Linked DNA regions of Homo sapiens: region 2 is linked to region 1. Evidence: read pairs that join two places in POLR2A ChIA-PET (ENCODE). Cell type or tissue: CD4-positive, alpha-beta T cell. All regions are shown on one strand. Links, peaks and the distances in the headings refer to the core of each region. The heading gives the core; the rest is flanking DNA.

Evidence for each region. Peaks named below come from ENCODE experiments on the same cell type or tissue, not always from the same donor. Only the 100,000 strongest peaks of a DNase experiment are listed, where the experiment ranks them.
Region 2: POLR2A ChIA-PET joins it to region 1 with 59 read pairs; 6 of 35 experiments call an interaction of 5 or more read pairs at or near these places.

What each region holds. Positions count from the first base shown.
Region 1 is chr15:20,347,706-20,362,573 of GRCh38, reverse strand. It overlaps the pseudogene LOC124903613. Among named protein-coding and RNA genes, the nearest start is that of GOLGA6L6, 190 kb to the left of the region's middle. In CD4-positive, alpha-beta T cell, for the core only: CTCF peaks have their summits at 5,801, 6,007 (motif pointing left) and 8,017; DNase peaks (open chromatin) are centred at 4,703, 5,013, 6,003, 9,173 and 3 weaker places.
Region 2 is chr15:22,215,233-22,230,100 of GRCh38, reverse strand. It overlaps MIR1268A (microRNA 1268a), which reads left to right and starts at 4,772; the gene lies at 4,772-4,823. RefSeq lists a silencer at 8,623-8,792. In CD4-positive, alpha-beta T cell, for the core only: CTCF peaks have their summits at 6,813 (motif pointing left), 8,508 and 8,721; DNase peaks (open chromatin) are centred at 6,790 and 8,710; H3K27ac peaks cover 970 bases.

The DNA of each region.
Region 1 (14,868 bases), core at 2,481-10,480:
AATGTAAGCCTGCACTGCTATCAGTTTTTCTCTAATCGCTTCTTTAGTTCTATCTGACATAATATTTTGTATCTTTTAAATCATTCACATCTATGTATTTGTTTTTAAATTATTTGAGACTTCCTTTTTGACCCATGGATCATTTAAAAATACGTTATTTCCCACATGTTCTCAGATTCCTCTTGTTTTGTTATTTATTTCTAGTTTGGTATCACAAAAAATACATAACACAATTTAAACTATTTTTTTAAGTTTGTTGAGGCTTGATTAATGTCTACTTATGTCTATGATCTATCTTGATGAGTATTCCATGAAGGTCTGAAAAAAATTGTGTGTTCTGCTGTAATTGAGCGGAGTGTTTTTATGTGGCAGTTAGATCTTCTTAGCTGAATGTGCATATATTCTAGATATTGCAGGTCATTGCTGATTTTCTAATAATTCTATCATTATTATCAGTGTTGGAGTCTGCAATTACAGTAGTGAATCTCTGCTTTCAACTCTTTATCAGTTTTTGTTTCATGTTATTTTGCGAATACGCTCTCGTGGTCGGTACATATTTAGAATTTTTATGTCTAGTTGATTGATTCTTTTATCATCATTAGTATAAAAGACACAAGGATCAAAAACATCTAAATGAAACGTGGTTCGGACAAGAAGGCATAGACCCATTTCTTCTTGCTGTCTCTCACGAGACACAACCTTAAGCATTAGAAGTAGTGAAAAGACAAATATAGAGGAGAACCCTGAAGGTAGTAAAAATAAGAGAGCTTTCTTTGTACTATCCTTGAGTGTTTCACTACGTATTAAATTTCCACAATGCATCACTAGAGCCTATATTGTATCTGTGGACACTCTTTAAATGTGGACATTTAAGCAAAAGTTGAAAGAATAAATCTAGAAATAAAAATGAATGTGAAATTTGATGAGAAGGATTGGCTCCTGCTGCAAATAAATTTCTGTTCATTATACATTACAGTCAGTGGTATTCTATTATAGCAGCATGAAATGGTCTAATACATCTGATCAAGAATGGAGAATCTCAGTCCTATGAGGACAAAGAGGCTTCCATGACCTACTAAGTTGCCTGGTATTGTTCAGTCTCTCCTGCAGGCTCTTTGTCTTGTAGCCTAAGTATCTCTTGGTAGAAAAAAGAAGTCTCAGGACAGGTGGGTGAGGAGATGCACTCTCATGTCTTAAGTTCAGCTGGTGCTATGCTGGGGGCTACTGTTTGATCTGGAGAAACAATGGGCCTATCTGGGCTGCCTTCTGCTACTATGTCATGGGGGAAAGAAGTACTGGATATGGATGGCCTTCCTCTCAGGTGGGAGGACACAAGGCATCTTGATGTTGTGTTGTTGCTCAAATCCTGGGTCCCCACACCAGCTCTTCTATTTTTACCACCTGCAGAGTTCTCCTTTATTTGCTTTTTGTACCATTTGCAGTGCTTAAGGTTGTGCCTAGTGAGAGGGAGCAGGAAGAAATGGGTCTATGCCTTCTTATTTGAGCTACAGCTTACTTAGATGTTTTTGATCCTTGTTTCTCCAATATTAATGATTAATTTTTAAAACTTTACCCTAAATTAATCTGTATTACCTTTTTTCCATAAACTCCATAAAGACAGAATGTGTTTCATTTTTATATAATTAAACACCCTGCCTGCAGTTTACAAACAAATGATATGTCATTTAAGTTTCATAAATGGGAAAAAGGTTAATCACAGACAGTTTATTTCTTTAAAAAATAACACAAATTTCTTATTTCTGTATTTGTCATAAGTTCAACCTTTTTGCATTATCTTGATCAGTGTAAAATGCTTGGATGGTCAGTGTTGTTTGACTTGTGTCTGTATTTGGTTAGGATCCATTTAAACTCTCTAGGATAATGTCAAAATCAATTTCTTCCTTTATACTTTCTTATTTTCAAAGAAATGGTGCTAAATATTTCTATGAATATATGGAAATATCTATGCGAATATGTATCTGACTAAAAATGTTGCAGGCATCTTTTCTGTTTTTTTAACCCTTTGTAATATTTTTATTTTGTTTATTTAGTGATATAAGGGAAAATTGTGAGCATTTAACTACATAATCTTTATGTTTCCACCAAACTCAATTTTTTAGTTCTTAGTATATGGCCTATAATCTAACTTTAATTTATCCCTTTTATATTAGCTTATTTTCTTGTTAACAACAAGGATATCTCTTCTGGAGTATCTCAAGTCAAGGTAGAAAAAGTAGTCAACAGGAAAATGAACAGAACAGTTTTGGATATGTATGAGAATTTAAAGCAAATGTTTCTAAATGAGAAATTGTAACTCAGGAAATATTTGGCACATTCTATCAAAATTTTGTGAATTTTGATAATAAAACATTCACAATTCAATTAGGAGTAAAGGAAGAAAATATAAGCTATATCTATCAATAAAAGATTTTTTTCCATTTTTGTTTCATCTAGCAATATTCTTTTCCCTCCATAAGGAATCTGTTAAAAACTCTCTTCTTACTATCCTTCAGTCTTTTAAAATGTGTTAAATTCCCACAGTGCATTATTAGAGCCTATATCTGTGGACACTCTTTATGTGTTGGTATTTGAGCAAAAGTAGAAAGAATAAATCCAGAAATAAAAATGAATGGGAAATTTGACAGGAGAGATTGCTTTCTACTGCCAAATATATAACTATACTTCATCTAGTCTATCACTCAAGGAGGTTTCAGAATGAAGAATCATTTCCAAAATGCCATCCTACTTTCATCTTTTCCCAAGGAGGTTCAGAATAACCTGCAAGTGGATCACTGAACAAAGAAAGTACAAAACCACAAATAGTCCCTCTAAGGTCCTTTAAAACACAAACTTGGAACATTTTTATGACATTTCAAAATGACTTGTGATCCTGATACTACTATTTAAAGATATAGCTTGAATCAAATAAAATAAATTATAGGTCATCTGTCTAAGGATGGAACATTTTGTTTTGTTTTTTTCCCCATTTGACTTCTTAAAATTAATTATAGTTTCTTTAATATATATTGCAGAGATTATATATTTTTAAATCCAGGTTATAGAATAAAAATACTTTGCTTATCATCATTTGATATAAGTTCTATAAGTAAAAACTCAGTTCTACTTATATATTTCTACATAGAAGCACCACTTATAGTTTGTTGGCTTTTTAAAAAGAAGAAGGTAAAATTATACTAACGGATTTTGCTATGAGATGGATCAACCTAGATTTTATGAATAGAATAATTAACGTAAGTGCTTCAAATAGGTTTAGTGTTTTATGGTCTGAGACACGGCTTCCATCTAAAGAAACACCAATTTAGGAGAAACTAGAAAAAGAATTGGGAAAGAAGAAGAAAGTGTTTTTTGGAAATACACCAACCATAAAAGAGCGAAGCTCACTCTGCTCCTCTTAAAGTTTACTGCATTGTAATTGGGAATTTGTTATTTCCATGGTTCCTTTGAGTAACATAGACATAAGCAAAGAGAGTATTTATGTTCTGCACAAGTCCATCCATGTCTCTATTGGTGTGATTACCCTCCCCACCCATGCACCTTCCGTCCAAGCAGGAGTGCAGCCTGCTTGGGCTCAATGTCCCCTCTTCTGAGAAGCAGCCCGGCCCAATCCTGAGCGCCCCTGGTGCCGCAATCCTCACGCGTATGGGGCTGGCCGTTGATGTCGCCTGGGCTGGGGGTGCACCTGCAGCACAAACACGTGACTGAGCATCTTCTTGTCCCGGACCCTCTCGGCGTTGGACCCCAGGAAGCCCCTCCAGGGGGCTTCAGTCGCCCACCCACCTACAAAGCCCCTCATCTGCAGCGGCGGCTTCGTTCCCGGGACGCGCCCCAGGCTCTGCTCAGGCATGGCCCGCAGACCCTCAGGAGCCCCCGAAACATGATGACCTCCAGCCACGTGCCAGCTGCCAGGAGGGGGCTTCAAGACCCCAGATGAGCACCCGGCTGGCCGTGCCCCAGGGACAGAGGACCCAGTGTGACAGAATCCGGCCTGGGCCACAGCCACCCACGCAGCCCATCCCAGTTCAGCCCGAGGTGGACAAGAAAAGTCCCACCAGGGACTGGAGCAGATGGGGCGGGCTCCGGACCCCTGCCTGGCCCACCATCTGTCCTGCTAGTCGGTCCGTCTCCCCAGGCAACCCCTTCTCCCGGCCCACGATCTGCCCGGCCCTGCTAGGCCCTCCTCCTAGCTCCTCCAGGGCCCTCGGGAGGGGACAGAGCTGGAGCCAGGGCCCAGACCTCTGCTGCTTTGGGCCCGCCCCATCTGGCACCTCCAGGAGAAGGGGGCAGCAAGAGCTTGGCCAGGGCAGGGGCACTCCAGGGCAGCCGAAGGGCCTCGCCAGCTGTCTCATGATGAGATGAGCAGAGGGAGAGGGAGGAGAGGAAGGGAGAGGAAGGGAGAGGCTCTGGGAGGACAAGGGCCCCTCCCCTCCTCCTCCCCTCTTCCTCCCCTGCCCATGTGGCCTGGGCGGGAGGGACACGCGGATGGGAACATCCCAGCTGGTCCAGGCCTCTGCTCCCCCCAGCTCCTCCTCCTTGGCTGGCAGCTCTTCTGGGCTCCTGAGGTGCTGCGCAGCCCCTTCCCTGGCCCTGGGACACCCAGTGCCTGAGATGAAAGAGGAGTTGCTTCCATGGAGGGTCCCAGTGCAGGCCGGGGGGCGCTGGCCCTCAGGACACCAGGCCCCCAAGACATAGGGACACCAGAAGCCCCCGATCTGCCTCCAAGGTCCAGCAGCCCCAAAGCCCCTGCTCAGAAGCCAGCGATGGGAGGGCAGGGCCTGCCTGTGGGACCCACCATGGGCGCAGCAATCGCCAGGCCCTGGGCAGACAGCAGCGCAGCCTGAGTCCAGGTCTGGGGCAAGTCGGCAAGTGCACCCCCAGAGGTGGAATGACAGGAGCTCCTGTGGAGGACGCAGGCGGCCCCCGCCCCTCACTCCACTGTGAGGCCTGAGGATGCACACGGGCAGCTCTCGCCGGCTTATGAAATGCCCCAACCCCGCTGCCTCTCTGGGTCCTCCTCATCCTGTGGCCTGCAGGGTCAGGAGCGTGACTTTGGTGCCAGGAGAGAGGCTGGCTCCTCCCTGTGGTGGGTGTTGGGGGGAGGAGTGGGGTTCATTATAAATTACACTCCCCTCGAACCTGGCTCTTAGGCGAGGGCAGGGCTGGGGTTCACCCTGCTCTCTGCAGGGGAGGGTCAGCCCCCAGGTATGCCTGGGTGGGTCTCCACGGCAGGCCAAGAGGGCAGGCCCTGGGCACGTCCACCCCCTCTCTCTGGTCCCACAGCTCCCCTACTCGCCACCTGCCCTGAGCAGCCCCCAGGAGAGCACACGCAGGGAGGATGCTGAGGGGCTGGAGGGCAGGAGTCCCGGCTGAGGCTGTGACCCCAGCTGTGCTCCCCGTTCCCTCTTAGGACCAGCCAAGACCCAAGGACAGGCGGCCAATCAGGGCCTGGCGTTTACCCCTCCTCCCCCACCCCCATCACGGGCCTCCCGTGGGACCCCCAGGAAGAGCAGCTTCCATTGACCGAGGTCAGGGGACACCCTCCCGCTGACACTCACTCTCCACGGATCCTGGAGCCCATGAGTCGCCTCCCCACCTCCACTGCACTGGACCCCCCGCAGGCCCTGGTGGGGGTGGCCACGGATAACCACACAAACATGCATTTTCCTTGTAGGAGCAGGCAGGTGACAACCAGTGTCCTACTTTCTTGCATTAAAACACCCAAATCAACAGGGCGAAGGCCCGGAGGAGGGGTCCTGAGGGAGCCAGCCGGGCGCTCAGCCTGCTTCGCTGGGATGCTTGTCGAGGTCGGGACCGCACTACCAAACTCACCTCTGTGCACCCTGCGGGGCCCAGGAAACTCGGTCCTCCCTGGGCTCCCCCAGGCCTGGGGTGGACGTTGGAATAAAGTGGGGACAACACGATGAGACCCCAGCCCTGGAGGTGCCCTCGGCAGAAGCCCGAGATCAAACCTGGGAGATTTGTGGCTGGACAGCACCACCTGGTGGACACATTGGAGATTACCAAAGCCGAACAGTCGATTCGTTCTTGGTTCTGGGATTTTCTTAATTGGGTCTTAGCTGGGGCTTCCTTTCCCTTTCCCCAGTAGCAGGGGCTTTGTGACTATCAGAAACACCTGCCAGGCCTGTGCAACATGGGGAGACCTCATCTCTGCAAAACACACACACACACACACACACACACACACACACACACACACACACACACACATATTAGTGAGGTGCGGTCGTCCCAGATATTCAGGACGCTGAGATGGGAGGATCGCTTGAACCCAGGAGGTCGAGGCTGCAGTGAGTCGTGATCATGCCACCGCACTCCAGTTAGGGTGACAGAGAGAGACCCTGTCTCTAAAGAAAGAGAAGAAAAGGCCGGGCACAGTAGCTCACGCCTGTAATCCTGACACTTTGGGAGGCTGAGGCAGGCGGATTACCTGAGGTCGGGAGTTCCAGACCAGCCTGACCAACATGGAGAAACCCCGTCTCTACTAAAAAATACAAAAGTTAGCCAGGTGTGGTGGCGGGCGCCTGTAATCCCAGGTACTTAGGAGGCTGAGGCAGGAGAACCGCTTGAACCGGGGAGGCAGAAGTTGCAGTGAGCCGAGATCACGCCATTGCACTCCAGCCTGGGCAACAAGAGTGAAACTCTGTCTCAAAAAAAAAAGAAAGAAAGAAAGAAAAGAGAAGAAGCCCTTGTCTTCTAATAAGATGGTGTTGGTTTTCAGAGAGCCCAATCCAGGCACTTCAAACAAGGCAGGGAAATCAATGGCCCTGAAGAAAGAGTTTCTCTTCAACAAGCCCCTCCGTCCCTGACACTGGCACCAAGGCATTCACCCAGCAGCCCCTCTGTCCCTGACACTGGCACCCTGGCATTCACCCACCAGCCCCTCCATCCCTGACACTGGCATTCTGGCATTCACCCACCAGCCCCTCCCCTCCCTGACACTGGCACCCCGGCATTCACCCACTGTCCGGGGCAACCAACCTTTCCTCCCACCACTGATGGGACAGCACCCTGGCCTACCACTTTTGAGGTGAAAAAAATTAGAAATCCCTGGCTAAAGAGGGGACAAATCGAGCCTAAAATCAAGCCTTGGTATCTTGCTTTTTAAATCTGCCTATACCTTTTGTGTATTGGTTGTGTAATTTTTTGTGTATTCATTGTGTGTAATTGCTGAATACACAATGAATACACAAAAGCTATAAATAGATTTAAAGAGAGAAACCAAACCAAAACCCATCGGTAGTCCACTGGAAAAACAAGGCTCCAACTCTCTATTCGGAACATTGTCAATTAAAAGAAAAGAATTAAGAATTTCCCTTTTAAACTATATTTCAGGGTAACTCAATAACTCTAGTGGACAACAGCAAGTTTTTTTGGGTTTTGTTTGGTTGGTTTCTTTTTTTTTGAGACGGAGTCTTGCTCTGTTGCCCAGGCTGGAGTGCAATGGCACAACCTCGGCTCACTGCAGCCTCTGCCTCGTGGGTTCAAGTGATTCTCCTGCCTCAGACTCCTGAGTAGCTGAGATTACAGGCGCCCACAACCAGGCCCTGCTAATTTTTTGTATTTTTAGTAGAGATGGGGTTTCACCATGTTGGCCAGGCTGGTCTCAAACTCCTGACCTCAGGTGATCCACCCACCTCGGCCTCTCAAAGTGGTGGGATTACAGGTGTAAGCCACCACACCCAGCCTGTTTGTTTTATTTAAGAGACAGGGTCTCGCTGCATCACCCAGGCTGAAGTGCAGTGGTGTAATCACAGCCCGCTGCAGCCTTAACTTCTTGGGCTCAAAGGATCCTTCTGCCTTAGCCCCTGAGTAGCTAAGACTACAGGCACGCACCACCATACCTGGCTAATGTTTTATGTTTTTGTAGAGATGGGGTCTTGTTGCCCAGGCTGGATTCAAGCTCCTGGCCTCTCTCACCTTGGCCCACAAAAGCTCTGGGATTACAAGTGTGAGCCACTGTGCCCAGCCATTTTTGTTGTTGTTGTTTTTGATAGAAGAATTTCAGCTACTCATTGTGAAGAGATGAGATCATGAGAGAAACCACAATTTTGCCACCTCTCATGACATAATTATTTCTCGCAAGGGTCATGGATGAGATCAGTAATGACAAAACAAGGGCATCACAGGGTGGGTTCAGGCTATGACCACCTGGACCTACTGGCCACACTTAGCATCACAGGGTGGGTTCGGGCTGTGGCCACTTGGACCCACGGGGCACACTTAGCATTACAGGGTAGGTCAGGGCTATGGCCACCTGGACCCACTGGGCACACTTTGCATCACAGGGTGGGTTCGGGCTCTGGCCACCTGGACCCACGGGGCACACTTAGCATCACAGGTGCTTCCATGTGGCTCTCACAGCTCTGCCCACGAAGGCTTCTGGCAAAGAAAGATGAGCCTGAATCTAAGGGCATTTCTGCAGCACAGCTTCCATTTGCAGGAGACATGGGGCGAGGCGACACCACAGAGAGGCAAACAGCTGCGTGATAGGCGACACATTTGCAGGACAGCTGATCTGGTTTCTGCAACAAATCACAAGTGGTGGGAGGAGCAGTGGGGGTCAGGGGCGGCGCCTGATCTAGAGTAAGAGAGGTTCAAGAGGCGCCACCACAAAACTGAAACTGTGGGCCTTGTTAGGAACCTATGTGTTCCATCTGATGGATGTAAGCAAACAATCAGGGGAATGTGATTCCGGATGGGGCCTGAGCAGGTGCCAAGGAATGACTGTTAATTTGAACATTGCCCTAAGGGAGCCGCAAGTGTGTTCCAGAGTTTCCCATACTTGGCGCCTTGCAACCTGAAGTTCATAGGAACAAAATTTCAGAACATTTGCTACAGGATGGAAGATGCTTCAGCCAAAGGGGAAAAGGAAAGAGAAAGACAACAGCAATGCATGAAACAAGTGTGGCAATTATCGATAAAGCATGTGTGGTGATCACTGATCACATGTGTGAGTTTATTTGAAAAGTTACATTAAAAAATTTTGAGGCTAGGCACGGTGACTCACGCCTGTAATCCCAGCACTTTGGGAGGCCGAGGCGAGCAGATCACCTGAGGTCAGGAGTTCAAGATCTGCCTGGCCAACGTCGTAAAACCACATCTCTACTAAAAATAAAAATAAGTGCAAAATAAGCCGGATGTGGTGGCAGGCGCCATAATCCCAGCTACTCAGGAGGCTGAAGCAGGAGAATTGCTTGAACCTGGAAGGCGGAGGTTTCAGTGAGTCAAGACGGCACCATTGTACTCCAGCCTGGGCAAAAAGAGTGAAACTGTGACTCAAAAAAAAAAATTTTTTTTTTGAAAAGAGACTAGGCATGCTGGCTCATGCCTGTAATCCCAGAACTTTGGGATATCAAGGCAGGAGGATTGCCTGAGGCCAGGAGTTCGAGACCAGCCTGGGCAACATGGTGAGACCCTCGTCTCTTAAAAAAAAAAAAAAAATTGCCTCCCAAGACACATGCCTGTAGTCCCAGCTACTTGGGAGGCCTAGGAGAGAGGATTGCTTGAGGCTGGAACGTTGAGGCTGCAGTGGGCTATGATCAACCCACTGCACTCCAGCCCGGGTGACAGAGCAAGACTCTGTCTCAAAAAATAAATAAACAAAAATAAAGAAAGACATAGCCTTTCTCTTACAGACATGGTCAGGCATCATGGAAATCTTATTGCAGAAGTTGCTCGCCCTTCACCCCTAAGCCTCACCTCTCTGTTTCAGGGGATCCGAGTTTGGGGAAGGAAAGTCTATGGGGCCATCATTTCTCCCTTGTGGCTCCTGCGCCCGCAGCCATGGGCCCCTCACACTGGGGCTGGGTGCCTGAGCAGAGTCCCTGTCCAGCCCCCACCAAGCTCCAGCATCCTGGACACCTCATGCCATCCCTCCTGGACTTTGTGCTGGGGATGAGGTCAATTTGAGAGCCTCCCTGAGGTCTGGTCACTCCTGCACACCCTCCACAGTGGGCAGAATGGTGCCCCCCAAAAGGCCCACATCCTAATCCCGGGACTGTGAATGGGCTACTTTTCATGGCAAAAGGGACATTGCCAGTGTGACCGAGGGTCCTGCGATGGGAGGCTCCCCGGCATCATGCAGGTGAACCCAGTGGCATGACAAGGGCCCCTGTGAGCGAGAGGCGGGGGTGAGAGCAGACCTGGTGCAAAAGCAGTGGGTGTGGTGATGCCCCAGCCTGGGACTGAGGCCCAGAACGTGGTGGCCTTCAGAAGCCGGGAAAGGCCAGGAGATGCATCTGCCCCCAGCCTCCAGAAGGAGCCAGCCCTGCTGACACCGTGGCTTTAGCCCAGTGCGGCCCCGTGGGACTTCTGACCCCCAGAACTCTAAAATAATAAATTGGCATTGTTTTGATCCTTCTGTGGCTGATATGTGTGATGAGGGGGTTTTCACACTCTTGCGTGGGACGTGCAACCTCTTTAGAACAGTGGCACATTACCTGTCCTACATGGGGGAAAAAAGAGGAAAAAATAAATACATTTGCATTGTTTTAGACCACTAAGTTTGTGGTCACGTGTAACAGCAGGAACAGCAAACAGATGTGCCCTCCGAGGCTCCCCTACATGCCTGCGAAGCTTGGGGACGCTGGGGAGGGTCACCTTGGCCATCTGGGGGCAGGTGGTACATCAAGACCCTCCCTCCCTCATCACCACCCTTCCTCCCCCATCACCATCCTCAATGGCACGGGGGCAACCCATGGTGAAGCAGCCGGACAGGCAGACTGTGCTAATTCCCTGCAAGGCAGAGCTGTTCCTCCAGCTTTGGAATGCAGCCAGCCCCTGCATGGCAGCCTCAAGGGGACAGGACCGCCCCCCCCATGCTCTCTCTTTCCCCTGGCCCCGACCCTGCCCCTCTGCTCCCTGCCCCCCAGCCCCACTGCCTTGGGCCTCCCTTGAGCTCCCAGGACAGGTCAGCAAATTGCTATGTGTGCATGTTTTCTAGGGAGAGTCCACAACCATGGTCAGAGTCCCTCGAGTCCAAAAAGAGACAGAGCCACAGCCTCAAGCGGCTCCTTGGGCCCCGGGTTCTGAGCTGGAATTGGATTCCCTGAGCCAGCTCTTAGTCCATGGTGACAGGCATCTGCTGATGTAGCCTCCTCCTATCTTCCCCAGAAACCAGATTAGACGCGGCCAGCAAAAAGAATATTCTCAGCTGGCAAAACGCTTTCACCGGCCACCAAAGGCCCCCTGTCCCTCCAGCCCACGGAGGGCACGGCGCCTCCTCATCCAAATGGGCTCTGGGCCCTGTGCCCCACATTCCTGGAGTGAGCCTAGACCTTGCGCTGCGTCCATCGTCTGGGAGCATTGTGGGGTGTGGGTTTCCCCCCACATCCAGACCCTTGAGTCCTCAGGAGCAAGGACTGGCCTCTCTGGTTTCCCTTCACACAGCAGGTGCTGAATCAATGCCCGGGAACCGAGGCGTCCTGTGAGGCGACAGAGGCTGAGCTGGAGAAGGCTCACCTGAGACCTGCACAGATTCAGGCGTTATCGCTGCCAAGGCCCAGCAAAGGAAGCGAGGCTGCCGTGGACACAACTCATGGCTCAAACTGGGGCGGCCTGAATGTTCCTTTGTGGGTCCCCAGGGCTGGTGGAGGGGGGTCTATTCTCTTCCCCCTGATCTTTCAGCAGGTCCTGGCTCACCAGGGCTCAGCCCCACCCTCCAACGCACCAGGTGTCACTGGGCACCTGCTCAGTGGAGCCTGTTGCTGTTCAGAGACTGAAAGTGGTGATGGTGAGGCCAACACCGATGGCCATGGGACCAACATCAAGGTGAGGAAACCATCAAGGACTGCACCAGAGGGATACCCCTCCTTGACACACACACACACACACACACACACACACACACACACACACACACACACACACGAGATCCTGTCCCCTGATGGGGTAAGTAAGGGGGAGCAGGCCCTGCAGTGACCTGTTGGCCATCTCTTATCCACCCGACATGGCCAAAGGTAGCCACGTTATCTCCCATTGCATGTCCTCTCCTCTGTATCAGGACACAGTAGACATCCAGGTGCCTATAAAATAGACGTTTTTGGAGATAAGAGGCCCTTTGCAGCCTCTCTGGAAAGACTCTGTGAGAACAGTCCTGGTGAATGGAGAAGCCCTTAGCCACATGGTGTCAGGGGCCCCACCGCACCTCTGGCCTTTGGACAAAGTCAGCACCAGCCACTCCCACCCCACCCACCACTTTCATGCGTTCTGCAGCTGCCACTCCCTGCCCGCCAGGGTGACCAGATGCTGGCCGGAGCCAGGGCAGGGGCGGGCACTCTTCAGCATTTCCACAGGAAACCCCAGACCCTGTTCCCGCAGCCTGGCCCTCAGACAACTGCTCCCACTCTCCCCCTGCCCATGGGAGCTCAGCCTCTGGGGCAAGAGGGGACCCTGTTTACACCAATGCACCTAGGAAAAACCTTGGGGAAAATTCCAGGCCTGAGTCCTGAGTGTCCCCAGAGTCCACAGCTGGTGGCAGAGGGCCAAGAAGATAGTGACAATGAGGATTTATACCCCAGCAATGAGGGGACAGTGACAAGGCAGCTTCTCTGCAGGTCCACACAGGAAAAGAAACCCACAGCACGGCTCCGTGCAGCAGGGGCTCTGAGTGACACTCGCAAGGCCGTGGCATCAGGCAGGGGACCCCCCCACCGCGGAGGGCATGGCTCAGCAGAAGCCAGGAGAGGGTGGGTCCTGGGATCCCAACCCAAAGCAGGCAGTCAGGAACTGAGTGACCACGGGTACCCTGGGGGTACAGGTAGGAGGGAGGAGAGTGTCTCCGAGGCCCCCTTGCCAACCCTCAATGCCAAGTCCAGCAAAGGTGGTTTTCTGGCACCAACTAGCAGGCACTGATCCCCCTCATATCCCCAACTCATGACCCAGCCACCTTTCCCAGGGGCTGAGTGGCTCTGAACAGGGGTGGAGCCGTGGGGCAGTCTGGGGCTGACACCCAGGAGGCGTTGGGGGAGGCGCCCACTCAGGCCCTCGCTGCCCCGGGGAAAGGCCACTGCAGGCAAAGCACGCTGACACCAGAGCCTTCGGCAGAGGAGGGGGAAATTGTTTATGTCTTGCGCTCCTTCTTACCGTGGGCCTCCTGGGGGCTCCTGGCCCTGGGTGAGCAGGACGGACCCGGACCCGAGATGCCTCAGAGGGAAGCTTCTTGGGCAGGAGGACAGCACAGGCCATGGAGTCCCAGGGGGAGGGGGAGGGCTGTCCCACTGGGCCCCAGTGGGTCCTCTGCAGCAGGACAGTCTAGCCTGCCCCTGGCCATGCTGAGCCACATGGCTCTCCTCTCCGAGACCCTGTGGTGACAGGCAAGGGCACAGGGGTGGTGGGGCAGAGGCACTGTTGAAAAACCTGCCCAAGGGCCTGCCCTTGGCATCTCCTGGACCCACCCTCATCTTCCCTGAGGCTGTCCGAGTGCTTTCCCGGGTAGTCTGTCCTCAGTGGGAATGCCGCAAGCCTCCTCCTTGTGCCTGGCACAGCCCTACATGCTGGGGGAGGGGACACTAATGATCATCCCCAGCTCACAGGCACAGGAGGGAGGCCTGGGGCAGGGGTAGCCCAGGGTCGTGGCTGAGCCACTGAGAAAAGCTCAGATCCCCAACCCCCTCAGCTCTTCCTCCCCCAGGTTCCTAACCACGGCCCGACCTCCCTGGTCCAGTGAACGTCCCACTCCGCATTGTGTGCTACCCACTGGGTTCCTCCAAGGTTCTCAGAGTCCAAGCCTGGTGATCACCAACAAAAATCTCTGCAAACAGCAGATTCCTACACAGATGGCCCTGCCTTATTAGGATGGCTCCACCGACGGGCCCCGACTCCACGATGGTAAGAATGTGGCCAGAACTCAGTAGCAACGGCACTTAAGTCCCACACAACCATGTTCACTTTCAGTACAGTATTCGACAAATTGCACAAGAAAATCAACACCTGATTAGAAAACTAGCTTCATGAGCTGGGGACAGTGGTTCACGCCTGTAATCCCAGCATTTTAGGAGACCAAAGCAGGAGGATGGCTTGAGCCCAGGAGTTCAAGACCAGCCTTGGCAACATGGCGAGACCCCATTTCTACAAAACATAACAAACCTTTTTTTAAATTAGCCAGGCGTGGTGGCACATACCTGTTGTCCCAGCTTCTTGGGTTGCTGAGGTAGGAGGATCATTTAAGCCCAGGGGTTTGAAGCTGCAGTGAGCTATAATCACACCACTGCACTCTAGCCTGGGCAGCAGAGTGAGAGTCTGCCTGAAAAAAAAAAAAAAAAAAAAAAAAAAGCTTTGTGTGAGCTGATTTTGCCTACCTAGAGGCTAATGGGAGTGTCTTGAGCACATCTGAGGTCAGCTGGGCTGAGCTGGCAGGCGGTTAGGCATACTAAATGCCTTTTTTTTTTTTTTTTTTTTTTTGTGATACAGTCTCACTATGTTGCCCAGGCTGGAGTGCAGTGGTGCCATCTCGGCTCACTGCAACCTCCGCCTCCTGGGTTCAAGTGATTCTTCTGCCTCAGCCTCACGAGTAGCTGGGACTACAGGCGCCTGCCATCATGCCCAGCTAATTTTTGTATTTTTAGTAGAGACAGGGTTTCACCATATTGGTCAGGCTGGTCTCGAACTCCTGGCCTCAGGTGATCCACCCTCCTCAGCCTCCCAAAATGCTGGGATTACAGGCATGAGCCACCACGCCTGGCCTGTTGCCACATTTTTGCTTTTGTGAATAAGCTGCTATGAACACCTGTGTGCAAGTATCTCTTTGAGACCCTGCTTCCAGTTCTCTTGGGCGTATACCCAGGAGTGGTATACATGAACAAATAAACAAGGGACACGCCAGGCATGCCT
Region 2 (14,868 bases), core at 4,242-12,241, 1.9 Mb before region 1:
GAGGCTAGGAGACATGGAAGCTTCCAGCCTATGTGGCCTTCTGAGCTGCCATGCCACTGAACTAGCATCCTGGAAAGAGAAAATCCCATGCAACCTGGATGTTGCTTTACTACAGTGAAGAGTTTAGAGCAATACTTTGGAATCAGACAGGCCTGGGCCCAAGTCCTGGCTCTCCCATAGACTGGCTGTGGGCTCATGGGCAAGTTCCTTAATTTCTCTTTGAGCCTCAGTTTTCTTCACTGTAAAATGGGGTTAATAGCATTCCCCAATTCCAGGGGAGTTGAGAGTACTTAGTGCAAAAGATGCATGTAAAATGCCTCCTTTACTTTTTTTTTTTTTTTTTTTTGAGACTGAGTTTCACCCTTGTCGCCCAGGCAGGAGTGCAATGGTGTAATCTTGGCTCACTGTAACCTCCACCTCCCAGGTCCAAGCAATTCTCCTGCCTCAGCCTCCTGAGTAGCTGGGACTACAGGCGTGCACCACCACACCCGGCTAATTTTGTATTTTTAGTAGACATGGGGTTTCTCCATGTTGGCCAGGCTGGTCTCAAACTCCTGACCTCAGGTGATCCTCCGCCTCAGCCTCCCAAAGTGCTGGGATTACAGGTGTGAGCCGTTATGCCTGGCCTCGCCTCCTTTACTTTTTACCTGGTAGCATGGGAAGCTGCCTGCAGTGAACTTGAGAAAGTGACACAAGAGCCTCAGCCTGGGAGGCTGGAGCAAGGAAAATCCCTTTTCGAGGAATCCTCCACCGCCTGGTTTGTTTTATAATTTCAGGGGCACTATGCACACTGACACATTGTGCACACCTCCATCTAGTTCTAGAAAATTTCCATCACCCCACAAAGATACCCCATATCTGTTGTCAGTCACTCCTCATTCCCTCATCCCTCTGGCCCCTGACAGCCACCCATCCACTTTCTGTCCCTGTAGACTGGCCACACTGGGCCTCTCATGTAAATGGAATGAATCGTGTAATACGTGGTCCCTTGTGTCCGACTTCTGTCACTCAGCATCATGTTCAAGGTTCATCGCGTTGTAGGGTGTGTCAGAGCCTCGTTCCTCTCTATGGCTGATGGTATGAGTTGTATGGATGGACCGCGTTTCGTTTATCCACTCCTCAGCGATGGACATTTGCTTTTTCCTACTTTTCGGTGACTGTGAGTCATGCTCCACTTTGAACATCCTGGCCCCTGGCATGTCATCAGGGTGGAATGAGAGTGAGCTGGGTCTCTTCTGAATCTAGGCCTTTGTTTTGGGTGAAAGGACACAGCCTTTGGAAGAAGACAGACCTGGGTTTGGATTCTGATTCCATACAAGTCACCAGGTGCCTCAACCTCTCTGAATCCCAGTTTCTTCATCAGACAAAGGGATAGTTATGAGGCATCGACATGACATTTGTGTGTGATCAGCACATCGTAGGGATCCAACAAATGGTCTCATTTGTGTCCAGCCAGCTCCTTCAATGCCTTAATTATTGCACTGCAGCCTGGGTAGGGCATCCCTTCTCCCAGCTCTAAGGTATGGATTCCCATGGGTTCTAGTCAGGGGTACACTGTGGCCAGTTCGTAGGGCTCACGAGAGCCGATGGTGAGCGTCTCTTCCCTACTCCACACTCAGGGACTTTGCATTGGTACCTTGAAATCAACCAAAGTGGGAGTGTTTATACCCTGGAAATCAGCAAACCTTCAAAGTGGGGCTTACCCCAACCCCTGACCTCTGGAGAGCCAGTTGTTAAACATTTACCAACAACCACAGGTTCTAGTATTTTCTGTTAAGCTGGCCTGGTGGCAACAGGCCAGAGAGTTCAGGAGAGAGTAAGGCAGGACAGCTCAGGGGTTAAGCCCGAGGATGCTGGAGCAGACATGTGATCTTGGTCCTGGCCGGCAGGCCTGCCAGTGCTGCAGAATCTGTGAGCTCCACGTCCTCACTGTCTCCATCTCCTTTGGCACTCAGCTGCAACAGCAGGACCTGGAGGCAGGTCTGCTGCATGGGACATGGGGTGTGGGGACTTCTGGGGAAAGCATTCCTTTCCAGTAAAAGTGATGCAAAGGAGGAGATGCCTCCTCTTCTTGGATGTTTTCATGTCCATACAGTGACTCCTGGAGCTGCAGCAGCCATCATGTGACCTTTCCAGAAGGGTGTGGACTGGAGACAGTGGGAGAAGCAGGGCCCCAGGTCCTTCCTCAATGCCACCATCCTCCACCCTGGACTCAGGCTTATGCTTTCTTTTTCCTCTTTCCTGTTGAATTTGACCACTGGCATTTCACTAAAACAAAGGCAAATCTCCAACCCACATGTCACAGCCAGGAAGGAGGCCTGACACCCCCAGGCCCTCAGGACTCAGCACTGGATGCACAACTTTCAGGGAGCGCAGGAAGCTCGGGGAGCAGAAGCCACTCTCAGGGGCTCCTGAGCCAGGGGACAGAGCAACAAGGACAGCACTTCCCACCCCAGCATGCCGCTCCAGCCTCTACACTGTGACCACAGGGCTTTCAGGTGGGGCAAAGGGCTCTGCCCGGCAGGCAGCGTGACGCCCATGCTGCCAGACTGAGGCCCTGAGTCCGGTCCTGATGCCAACAGTTGAGGATCCTGGGGCCAGCCCCTGTCTTTGCCATCCTCTGGCCCTGCACTCTCATACCTGTAAGCTCAGCACTTTGGGAGTCCAAGGTGGGCAGATCATGAGGTCAAGAGATCGAGACTAGCCTGGCTAACATGGCAAGACCCCGTCTCTACTAAAAATACAAAAATTAGCTGGGTGTGGTGGTGGGCACCTGTAGTCCCAGCTACTCGGGAGGCTGAGGCAGGAGAATCGCTTGAACCTGGGAGGCAGAGGTTGCAGTAAGCCGAGATCGTGCCACTACACTCCAGCCTGGTGACAGAGTGAGACTCTGTCTATAAATCAGTCAATCAATTAATCAATCACTGGTCCACGTGCCTTCACCCACACCCTCTCCCAGTCTGAGGTCCAAGAGTCTGGGGTTCAGGCTCCTTCCTGCATGGACAGATCCATCCCTGATGGCACCCTCTAGAGACAAAGGCAAGAAGGCCATGGGCAGAGATGTGGCATGTCGTGGCTGCACTCAGAAGAGGAAGAAAAGACCACCAGATATTTTAGCTGCTGTATTTTAAACATCAGGACACGGAGGCTGAAAATAGATAATGATTGTGGAAAGCCAAACAGCTGACATGTTTATCCATCTCATTCATCACTCCTTCTTCCCTCAGCAATTGGTCTTGGGCAGCCCCTGCTTCTGATAACCCCTGACATTCACTCTGCCCTGGGTCTCTGAGGTCTTCTAGAACCCAGGACTCCACCAACCTCCCAGAGCCTAGGTGAAAATCTGTGCAGGGGAGGGGGGCCTATGGGGAACCCAGGGTGTCAGGAGGTGAGGGGAGACAAGAATGGGGTGAAGCAGCCTCATGAAGCAAGGAGAGCCTCAGACGCACCCCCCAGCACAGACATCTGTGAGATGTCTGCCTTGGGGGCCTTGATGGGATCCAGCGGTTCTGAGTCCAGCCTCAGGAGCCCCTGCGGTGGAGCTCTGAGTGGGGCAGGGGCCTGGGAGATGCCAGAAGGATGAGAGCAGGGCCCCCCTGGTCCAGGGGACAGTAAGAGGTAGCCAGTCCCAGAGAAGCGCCCCCACAAACTGTTACCCGTGGTGTGCAAAGCGTCCTGCAACCCCAGCCCTCACCAGGACTTCTTGCATTTTTCAGGAAAGCAGTTGTGATTGGCATGGTTCTTAAGCGTCTGCAGGAAGCTGTGGCCTTTTTGGTATTTCAGGAGGGGTTGCTAACCCCCCTCATTGTAGGATTGGGGTATCCCAGCTGCTAATTCCCCTCCTAACAGCCCTGCAGTGCCTGGATTGGAGGTGTGACAGGTGGCATTTTCGGCCCGAAGTCCCTAGGAAGGAGAGGTGGCTGTAGCCTGCGCATTTGTGTAAATTAACCACCCCTTTTAGTTCTGTGAAAGGAGAACTCGATTAGTTTAAAATCACCTGCGTGAAAGAGGGTCTTGATTAGTTTAAAATCACCTGTGTGAAAGGGTCACTTGATTAGTTTAAAATCACCTGTGTGAAAGAGGCTCTTGATTAATTTAAAATCACCTGTGTGAAAGGGTCACTCGGGTAGTTTAAAATCACCCACGTGAAAGGGGCCCTTGATTAGCTTAAAATCACCTGGGTGTTTCATTTTATCTCAGTTGACCTCTGAATCTTTATCCTACAGCTTCTTGCAAGCTCCAGTCTACCTTCTAAAGGAATAATGGGGCTCACCTTTCTATGTTACTTTATGTGGGAGTAGTTGTAAAACAGAATAAGGGAGACTGCGGGGATTGTGCAGAAATGTAGCACCCGTTTACGTGTTGGGAGGCTGAGGTGGGAGGATCGCTTGAGCCCAGGAGTTTGACACCAGCATGGGCAACTTGGTAAGATCCCTTCTCTACCCCCCAAAAAAAAAAATTTAGCTGGGCATGGTGGTGGGTGCCTGTGGTCCCAGCTACTCAGGACGCTGAGGTGGGAGGATTGCTTGAGCCCAGGAGTTTGACACTAGCATGGGCAACATGGTAAGACCCCATATCTACAAAAAAAGAAAAGAAAAAGATAAAAAAAGAAAAATTAGTCCAGCGTGGTGGTGGGTGCCTGTGGTCCCAGCTACTTGGGAGGCTGAGGTGGGAGGATTGCTGGAGCCCAGGAGTTTGACACCAGCATGGGCAACATGGTGTAAGAACCTGTATCTACAAAAAAAAAAAAAAAAAAAGAAGAAAGAAAAGTTAGCCGGGCGTGGTGGTGGGGGCCTGTGGTCCCAGCTACTTTGGAGGCTGAGGTGGAAGGATCACCTGAGCCCAGGAGGTGGAGGCTGCAGTAAGCTTAGATTGCAGCACTGCGGTCCAGCCTGGGTGACAGAGTGAGACCCCATCTCAAACCAGAAGCACCAAAAGGTGTCTGAGGTCAGGCACGGTGGCTCACGCCTGTAATTCCAGCACTTTGGGAGGCTGAGGTGGGTGGATCACCTGAGGTCAGGAGTTCGAAACCAGCCTGGCCAACATGGAGAAACACCGACTCTACTAAATATGCAAAAATTAGCTGGGTGTGGTGGCACACACCTGTAGTCCTAGCTACTGCAGAGGCTGAGGTAGGAGAATCGCTTGAACCTGGGAGGTGGAGGTTGCAGTGAGCTGAGATTGCACCACTGCACTCCAGCATGGGTGACAGAGTGAGACCTTGACGGGGGCGGGGTGGGGGTGGGATGGACCTTCTGGGGATGGACCTAAGATGGTGGTAGGAGCCTCTACAAGTGGAATTGTGATGTGCACAGCCTGGGTAAATGGGGTTGGCTATATTTAGACTTTAGTGGGGACATAGCCTATTATTTTTTAACACCATTGAACTCAGAATCGGGACCCAGATTTGCCAGGACAGCGCGGGACAGAGACCTCTCCTGGGCTCTGTGTCCCCTGTTAATAGACTGAGAGACAGAATGAGAGCTTCGAAGATGCTGTGGGAGGAGTGCTGGACGTCTCCAGGTGGTGAGCTCAGGAACGTGTGTGTGTGAGTGTAGCCATCAATCCTGGGCTCTGTCTGCCCTGTTAACAGACTGAGAGATGGAATGAGAGCATCCCCAGGTGGTGAGCTCAGGAAGGTGTGTGTGTGTGTGTGTGTGTGTGTGTGTGTGTAGCCATCAATCCTGGGCTCCGTCTGCCCTGTTAATAGACTGAGAGATGGAATGAGAGCGTCCCCAGGTGGTGAACTCAGAGACGTGTGTGTGTGTGTCTGTGTGTGCATGTGTGTAGCCGTCAGTCTCCCGGGCTCCGTCTTCCCTGTTAATAGACTGAGAGACACAATGAAGGCATCCCCAGGTGGTGAGCTCAGGGACGTGTGTGTGTGTGTGTGTGTGTGTGTGTGTGTGTGGCCACCAATCTCCTGGGCTCTGTCTGCCCTGTTAATAGAGATGGAATGAGTGCATCCCCAGGTGGTGAGCTCAGGGACACGTGTGTGTGTGTGTGTAGCCGTCAATCTCCTGGGCTCTGTCTGCCGTTAATATACTGAGAGACGGAATGAGAGCATCCCCAGGTGGTGAACTCAGGGACGTGTGTGTGCTTGTGTGTGTGTGTGTGTAGCTGTCTCCTGGGCTCCTGGGCTCCATCTCCCCTGTTAATAGACTGAGAGACAGAATGAGGGCGTCCCCAGGTGGTGAACTCAGGGACGTGTGTGTGTGTGTGTGTGTGTGTGTGTGTGTGTGTGTGTGGCCACCAATCTCCTGGGCTCTGTCTGCCCTGTTAATAGAGATGGAATGAGTGCATCCCCAGGTGGTGAGCTCAGGGACACGTGTGTGTGTGTGTGTAGCCGTCAATCTCCTGGGCTCTGTCTGCCGTTAATATACTGAGAGACGGAATGAGAGCATCCCCAGGTGGTGAACTCAGGGACGTGTGTGTGCTTGTGTGTGTGTGTGTGTAGCTGTCTCCTGGGCTCCTGGGCTCCATCTCCCCTGTTAATAGACTGAGAGACAGAATGAGGGCGTCCCCAGGTAGTGAGCTTAGGGACATGTGTGTAGCCATCATTATCCTTTAGTACCTGGTCCCCGTGCCCTCCGAGCCATCCAAGGGCTTCAGGAGGCCGAGCAGAAGGAGGGTTGGTAAGTGAGTCCACGGACCACCACGCAGGCCCTGGGGTCCTTTGGAGGGTGAGCCCTGCGGGTGGGGGGATGATGGCCCCGGAGGGTGTGCTCTGGGATGAGAGGGGACGTGCAGGTCGGGGGATGAAGGCTGCATTGCGGACAGAGCAGGCTCGGGACCTGGGCGCCACCTGGTGTCGACTCAGCTCACTCCTGAGCTATGCCTCTTCCTTGTCTTATAGTGGGGATAAAAAGCCATAGATGGCCGAGCGCAGTGGCTCAGGCCTGTAATCCCAGCACTGTGGGATGCCAACCCAGGAGGATTGCCTCAGCCCAGGGGTTCGAGACCAGCCTGGCCAACATCGCGAGACCCTCTTCTCTGTAAGAATTTTTTCTTTTTTTTTTTGAGACAGAGCCTTGCTCTGTTGCCCAGGCTGGACTGCAGTGGCACGATCTTGGCTCACTGCAACCTCCGCCTGCCAGGTTCAAGCGATTCTCCTGCCTCAGCCTCCTGAGTAGCTGGGATTACAGGTGTGCACCACTGTGCCTGGCTAATTTTGTATTTTTAGTAGAGACAGGGTTTCTCCGTGTTGGTCAGGCTGGTCTCAAACTCTCGACCTCAGGTGATCCACCCGCTTCGTCCTCCCAAAGTGCTGGGCTTACAGGCGTGAGCCCCTGCGCCCAGCCCTGCCTTCCTTTCTTCCAGTTTCCTGACGTGGCCACGTGTACCCCAGCAGTGCCCTCCCAGTGGTTTTGGGAGGTGAGGGAGGGGAGCGGTGGGGATTAACGTTCTTGCTAATGAGGTGGTGAGTGTCTTACTGTCTTCTCTGTTATTGATACTATGTCCTGACAGAGGAAAAGAGGGAAAAAGAACTGATTATGGTAGGATAATGTCACTTCTCTTGTTCCCAGACCAAACCGAATCTCAGCCTGCTTATTCTCACGGCCCAATAATGAGATGTGGATGAACTGGGAGAGAAGATAGGTTTTATTTCTGTAACCAGGTGCAGGGAGAAGGTCTGGAAATTATCACCAGACCGACTCAAAATTACAAAGTTTTCCAGAGCTTATATACCTTTTATATGCCTATGTGTAAGTGTGCATTCATCTAAAGACATAAGCGGGGCCGGGCGTGGTGGCACACACCCATAATCCCAGCACTTTGGGAGGCCGAGGCAGGTGGATCACCTGAGGTCAGGAGTTCCAGACCATCCTGGCTAACACGGTGAAACCCTGTCACTACTAAAAATACAAAAAATTAGCCAGGTGTGGTCGTGGGCACCTGTAGTCCCAGCTACTCAGGAGGCTGAGGCAGGAGAATTGCTTGAACCCAGGAGATGGAGGTTGCAGTGAGCTGAGATGGTGCCACTGTACTCCAGCCTGGGCAACAGAGTGAGATTCGGCCTCAGAAAAAAGAAAAAAGGCATTAACTTCTTCTAATCTATAACAAAGGTCTGAGTCCTGAAGACCTTTCTCTGGAGCCTCAGTAAATTGACTTAATGTAGGTGGGTCCAGGTGCTGTGGTGATTACCCGAGATAAGGGGAGTTTTTCAGATCCCCAGTAAAACTACGTAAACCCAAACAGGTCCTGTTAGGAATTCCTTCGTTGTCATATTTTCAAGGCCCAGGAAAGGCCTGGGCAAAACTCTTGGTGGGTCTTTGTTACATTCCAGCCTTCGTATAAGGACACTGGCTCTTTCAGGTTTGTTTTTTAATTTTTTTTGAGACAGAGTCTCACTCTGTCACCCAGGCTGGAGTGCAGTGGCGCAATCTCGGCTCAGTGCAACCTCCGCCTCCCGGGTTCACGCCATTCTCCTGCCTCAGCCTCGCGAGTAGCTGGGACTACAGGTGCCCACCACCACGCCTGGCTAATTTTTTGTATTTTTAGTAGTAGAGACAGGGTTTCACCATGTTAGCCAGGATGGTCTCGATCTCCTGACCTCGTGATCCCCCGCCTCGCCTCCCAGAGTGCTGGGATGACAGGCATGAGCCACCGTGCCCGGCCTCTTTCAGGTTTTTATATGTAACTTCGCCACTCAGTTGGTACTGAAGCTGTTATGGAGGCCTGCCTGGGTGAGATGTGGCCGCCACACTGTGGCTGGTATTCGAAATACACAGGAGGCCGCAGCCAGCTTAGCAGAAACACCCTGTGGCTTTCAGAACTTGGTTTTGAGAGTTTCCTGTTTTCTTGACTTTCAAATACCAGTGACTTTTAAGATGCATCAGTGATGTAATAACTGTTGGGGAAAAAAAGAAAAACTATTAAAGATTCCTGTGGATGGTGAGATGACCTTGGTTTCAGAAACACCGAAACATAGAGAATTGTGCATTTTAGAATCCAATAAATCTACGCTGGGCACGGTGGCTCATGCCTGTCATCCCAGCACTTTGGGAGGCCAAGGCAGGCGGATCACCTGAGGTCAGGAATTCGAGACCAGCCTGGCCAACATAGTGAGAACCTATATCTACTAAAAATACAAAAAATTAGCCAGGCGTGGTGGCCCATGGCTGTAATCCCAGCTGTTCTGGAGGCTGAGGTGGGAGAATTGCTTGAACCCAGGAGGCAGAGGTTGCAGTGAGCTGAGACGATGCCGTTGTATTCCAGCCTGGGTGACAGAGCGAGACTCCGTCTCAAAAAAAAAAAAAAAAAATCTGATTATTTACCTGTGTACCTTCACAAGTGTTTAAAAAAAAAAAAAAAAGGCCGGGCATAGTGGCTCAAGTCTGTAATCCCAGCACTTTGGGAGGCCGAGGCAGGCGGACCACAAGGTCAGGAGATCGAGACCATCCTGGCTAATACGGTGAAACCCCGTCTCTACTAAAAATACAAAAAAATTAGCCTGGCGTAGTGGCGGGCATCTGTAGTCCCAGCTACTCGGGAGGCTGAGGCAGGAGAGTGTTGTGAACCCAGGAGGTGGAGCTTGCAGTGAGCTGAGATTGCGCCACTGCACTCCAGCCTGGGAGACAGTGAGACTCCATCTCAAAAAAAAAAAAAAAAAAAAAGATTACGTTGATATTTTGCCTACTATAATCTTAGAAATTTGCAATTTCCTGTCATTGAGTTTTGTAACTTTCTACCCTCTGCTGACAAAAAAAATTTAAAATGTCTCATGGCAGCCTGTGTTCTTAAAATTCGAACTGTTTATCCATAGCCCTTGAGAGAACGGTTTAATGTGAGTTGGTTGGGAGTGACCGTTGTTTGTTTTTTTGAGACAGAGTCTCACTCGCTCACCCAGGCTGGAGTGTAGTGGCGTGATCTCAGCTCACTGCAAACTCTGCATCCCAGGTTCAAGTCATCCTTCCACCCCAGCCTTCCAGCTAGCTCGGATTACAAACATGCACCACCACACCTGGCTAACTTTTGTATTTTTGGTAGAGACAGGGTTTTACCACGTTGGCCAGGCTGGTCTCAAAATCCTGAGTTCAAGGCCTGCATCAGCCTCCCAAAGTGCTGGGATGACAGGCGTGAGGCATGACGTCAGGCCAAGGGGGTGGCTGTTTTATAACAGGTTTGAAAATTTGTTTTTCTTTTTTTCTTTTTTTTTTTTTTTTTGAGACAGACTTTTGCTCTTGTTGCCCAGGCCGGAGTGCGATGGCAAGATCTCGGCTCACTGCAGCCTCTGCCTTCTGGGTTCAAGTGATTCTCCTGCCTCAGCCTCCCAAGTAGCTGGGATTACAGACACCTGCCACCACGCCTGGCTAATTTTGTATTCTTAGTAGAGATGGGGGTTTCTCCATGCTGGCCAGGCTGGTCTCAAACTCCCGAACTCAGGTGATCCACCCGCCTTGGCCTCCCAAAGTGCTGTGATGACAGGCGTGAGCCCCTGTGCCCAGCCAGGGGGTGGCTGTTTTATAATAGGTTTGCAAGTTTGTTTTTCTTTTTGTTTTGTTTTGTTTTTTTGAGACAGAGTTTTGCTCTTATTGCCCAGGCCAGAGTGCAATGGCACAACCTTGGCTCACTGCAACCTCTGCCTCCTGGGTTCAAGCGATTCTCCTGCCTCAGCCTCCCGAGTAGCTGGGATTACAGGCACCAACCACCACGCCCAGCTAATATTTCATATTTTTAGTAGAGACGAGGTTTCCCCATGTTGGCCAGGCTGGTCTCGAACTCCTGACCTAGGTGATACGCCTGCCTCGGTCTCCCAAAGTGCTGAGATGACAGGTGTGAGCCACTGCACCCGGCCCTGAGATAAGCATTGTTAAGATTTGGTTGTCCGGGTGCAGTGGCTCAAGCCTGTAATCCCAGCACTTTGGGAGGCCGAGGCGGGCGGATCACGAGGTCAGGAGATGGAGACCATCCTGGCTAACGCAGTGAAACTCTGTCTCTACTAAAAATACAAAAATTTAGCCGGGCGTGGTGGCAGGCACCTGTAGTCCCAGCTACTCAGGAAGCTGAGGCAGGAGAATGGCGTGAACCTGGGATGTGGAGGTTGCAGTGAGCCAAGATTGTGCCACTGCACTCCAGCCTGGGTGACAGGGCAAGACTCCATCTCAAAAAAAAAAAAAAAAAAGATTTGGTTATGTTCCTGCAGTCCTATATGGGGCTAGAAGAATATCACCAAATATCACCAAAATGTATAAGTATACACACATGCACACACACATTTGTGAGTGTGTGTAGGCACGCATGCATGGATAATAGATATACCTGTGTATGTCTGTATATAGACATTTGTGTTTCTCAAAATTGTATCAAAACTGGATTCATGGCCAGGCACAATGGCTCACGCCTGTCATCCCAGCACTTTGAGAGGCCCAGGCAGGGGGATCACCTGAGGTCAGGAGTTCGAGACCAACCTGGCCAATGTGGTAAAACCCCGTCTCTACTAAAATACAGAAATTAGCCAGGCATGGTGGTGCATGCCTGTAATCCCAGCTACTCGGGAGGCTGAGGCAGGAGAAACGCTTGAATCTGGGCGGCGGAGATTGCGGTGAGCCAAGATTGCACCACTGCACTCCAGCCTGGGCAACAAGCGAAATTCTGTCTTAGGAAAAAAAATTCATATTATGTATATTGTTTTCTAAACTTTTTTTTTTTTTTTTTAGACGGAGTCTTGCTCTGTCACCCAGGCTGGAATGCAGTGGCGCAATCTCAGCTCACTGCAACCTCTGCCTCCCGAGTTGAAGCGATTCTCCTGCCTCAGCCTCCTGAGTAGCTGGGATTACGGGCATGTACCACCATGCCCTGCTAATTTTTTTGTATCTTTAGTAGAGATGGGGTTTCTCCATGTTGGTCATGCTGGTCTCAAACTTCTGACTGCAGGTGATTCACCCACCTTGGCCTCCCAAAGTGCTGGGATTACAGGTGTGAGCCACCGTGCCTGGCCTGTAAACGTTTAATTTTTCGAGGCACGTTTCTGCTGTGTTGCCCAGGCTAGATAGTGCAGTGGTGTGATCACAGCTCACTTTAGCCTCTACCACCTGGGCTCAAGCAATCCTCCCACCTCTGCCTCCTAAATAGCTGGGACTACAGGCGTCCACCACCACACCTGTGCGTGTGTGTGCATGTGTGTGTGTGTGTGTGTGCCTTTTTTTCATGGAGACAGAGTCTCTGAGCCTATGCTCTGCAGGCTGGTCTCAAACTCCTGGACTCAAGCAGCCCTCCCCACTTGGCCTCCCAAAGTGCTGGATTCCAGTGGCGAAAACCCATCTCTACTAAAAAAAACACCCCAATCGGGCTTGCAAAGTGCTGGATTCCAGGCATAAGACTGCACCCGGCCTGTTTTGTGAGATTTTTAACTTAAAATCTACCCTGTGCCAAGCACTTTGGGAGGCCAAATGGGGAGGGCTGCTTGAGCCCAGGAGTTCAAGACCAGCCTGGGCAACATAGTGAGACCCTATCTCTTAAAAAAAAAATTAGCTGGGCGTGGGACCTGTGGTCCTGGCTACACAGGAAGCTGAGGTGAGAAGATCACTCGAGCCCAGAAGGTGGAGGCTGCAGTGAGCTGAGATTGCACCACCACGCTCCAGCCTGGGAGGCAGAGTGAGACCCGGTCTCAGAAAAAAACAAAAAGCAAACCAAACCGTATGCTGAATGTGCACTGTGTTGGCTGCACAGAATGGGGTGAGATGTGTGTCTCTCGTATTGTATTTGATCCATATGTCCGTGGGGCTCCTACGTGTGGGTAAGGCTGTGAGTGTCACCTGGTGGGGACTAATTCCTGGTCATCCCTGGTGCTTTTTGTAAAGAAAGTGAGTTGCAGCCTGGCTGTGGTCCTGCTGGTTGTAGCAGACAGATCCATACAGTGCAGACGCGATGGTAATTTTGGTTTCATCATTCACGAGAAGCTTTATTTATTTATTTATTTTTTGAGATGGATCCTCGCCGTGTCACCCAGGCTGGAGTGCAGTGGTATGATCTCGGCTAACTACAACCTCCACCTGTCGGGTTCAAGCCATTCTCCTGCCTCAGTCTCTGGAGTAGCTGGGATTACAGGTGCCTGCCATCATGCCTGGCTAATTTTTGTATTTTTAGTAGAGACAGAGTTTCACCATGTTGGCCAGGCTGGTCTCGAACTCCCGAGCTCAGGTGATCCACCTGCCTCGGCGTCACCAAGTGCTGGGATTACAGGCGTGAGCCACCACACCCAGCCCGTGAGAAACTTTAAGTCAGTGCAGTGGCACGCGGATGGTGCAGGGCCGCAGGCTTCACCTTCCTTTTGGGTCTGAAGTGACTGCCTCGCTGTTTGGGGTCAGAAATAGCTGTGTGTAGGGGCAGGTGTGAGCTGTGTCTTGTGTGTCCCACAGAAGTGACCCTCATCATGATGGTGTGGTACTGGCATTCTTGTCCGTAGACTGACAAGGATTCTTTTTTTCTTTTTTCTTTTTTGGAGACAGAGTCTTGCTCTGCCACCCAGGCTGGAGTGCAGTGTCGCGATCTCGACTCACTGCAAGCTCCACCTCCTGGGTTCAAGTGATTCTCCTGCATCAGCCTCCCGAGTAGCTGGGACTACAGGTATGTGCCACTACACCCGGCTACTACTTTTTGTACTTTTAGTAGAGATGGGGTTTCAGCATGTTGGCCAGGCTGGTCTCGAACTCCTGACCTCAGGTGATCCACCCGCCTCAGCCTCCCAAAGTGCCGGGATGACAGGCGTGAGCCACCTCGCCTGGCCCTGGATTCTGTTTCTTAAACTGCAGGGAATACTAAATACTTTACATGTGTATGTTTCTCATTTCATTTTCCTAAAGGAATTGGAGAGTGAGTTGTTGAGATTCTTTTCATTTTATTTTTTATTCTCTATGGTCCTCATCATGCAAATGGCTAAATGGTTTTTTTTTTTTTTTTTTTGAAACAGGGTCTTGCTCTGTCACCCAGGCTGGAGTGCAGTGGTGCGGTCTCGGCTCACTGCAACCTCTGCCTCCCGGGTTCAAGCGATTCTCCTGCCTCAGCCTTCCTAGTAGCTGGGATTACAGGTGTGCACCACCGTGTCCGTCTGATGGTTAAATTTTTCCTAGAGATGAGGTTTTGCCATGTTGCCCAGGCTGGTCTCAAACTCCTGAGCTCAGGTGATCCCCCCACCTGGGCCTCCCAAGGCGCTGGGGTTCCAGGTGTGCAGAGGGCTCTTTGTCTACACGCATCACTGGATTTTCTACCCACGGGGACAGGAGTGTGACCACAGCGAGGTGGTCAGGGAGTTGTCACCGGCGGGCACTGCAGCCCAGAGATGATGATGGCTCTAGGAGTTTGGTTGTGGAGCACAGATGCCAGCGGTGTGGGCACGTGGCCCTGCACCTGTGTTTCTCCTGCACAGGCCCCAGAACCCCAGGATGGGATCTCTGTGCAGTGACGAAGTCAGTGGCCTCTTGGTGAGGCTGAGGGATGGGAGTCGGCAGAATCCAGGCTGGGCCCCCGAGGCCTGGCTCCCTCACTGCATCCCTGAGGTCCCACAGCCTGGTGACAGCATGACTGAAGACCACACTCCAGTCAGGTGGCCAGCCCCACATGTGACCCCGGGTCTTGGCTCCCACTCCTGACCCAGGGTCCTGGCCTTCCACGTGTGACCCCGGTTCCGGCTCCTGTCCCCGCCCCCTCTGTCCCCTTTCCCCTCTTTCCCCAACACCCCTTCCTCTCTCCCAGACACCCCTTCCTCTCTCCCCGGCACCCCTTCCTCTCTCCCCGGCACCCCTTCCTCTCTCCCCACCCCCCGTCCCCCCCTCCTCTCTCCCCATCCCCCCCTCCTCTCTCCCCGTCCCCCACTCCTCTCTCCCCGACCGCATCTCTCCCTTGAGTCCTTGAGTGGTCCTGGCTGCACAC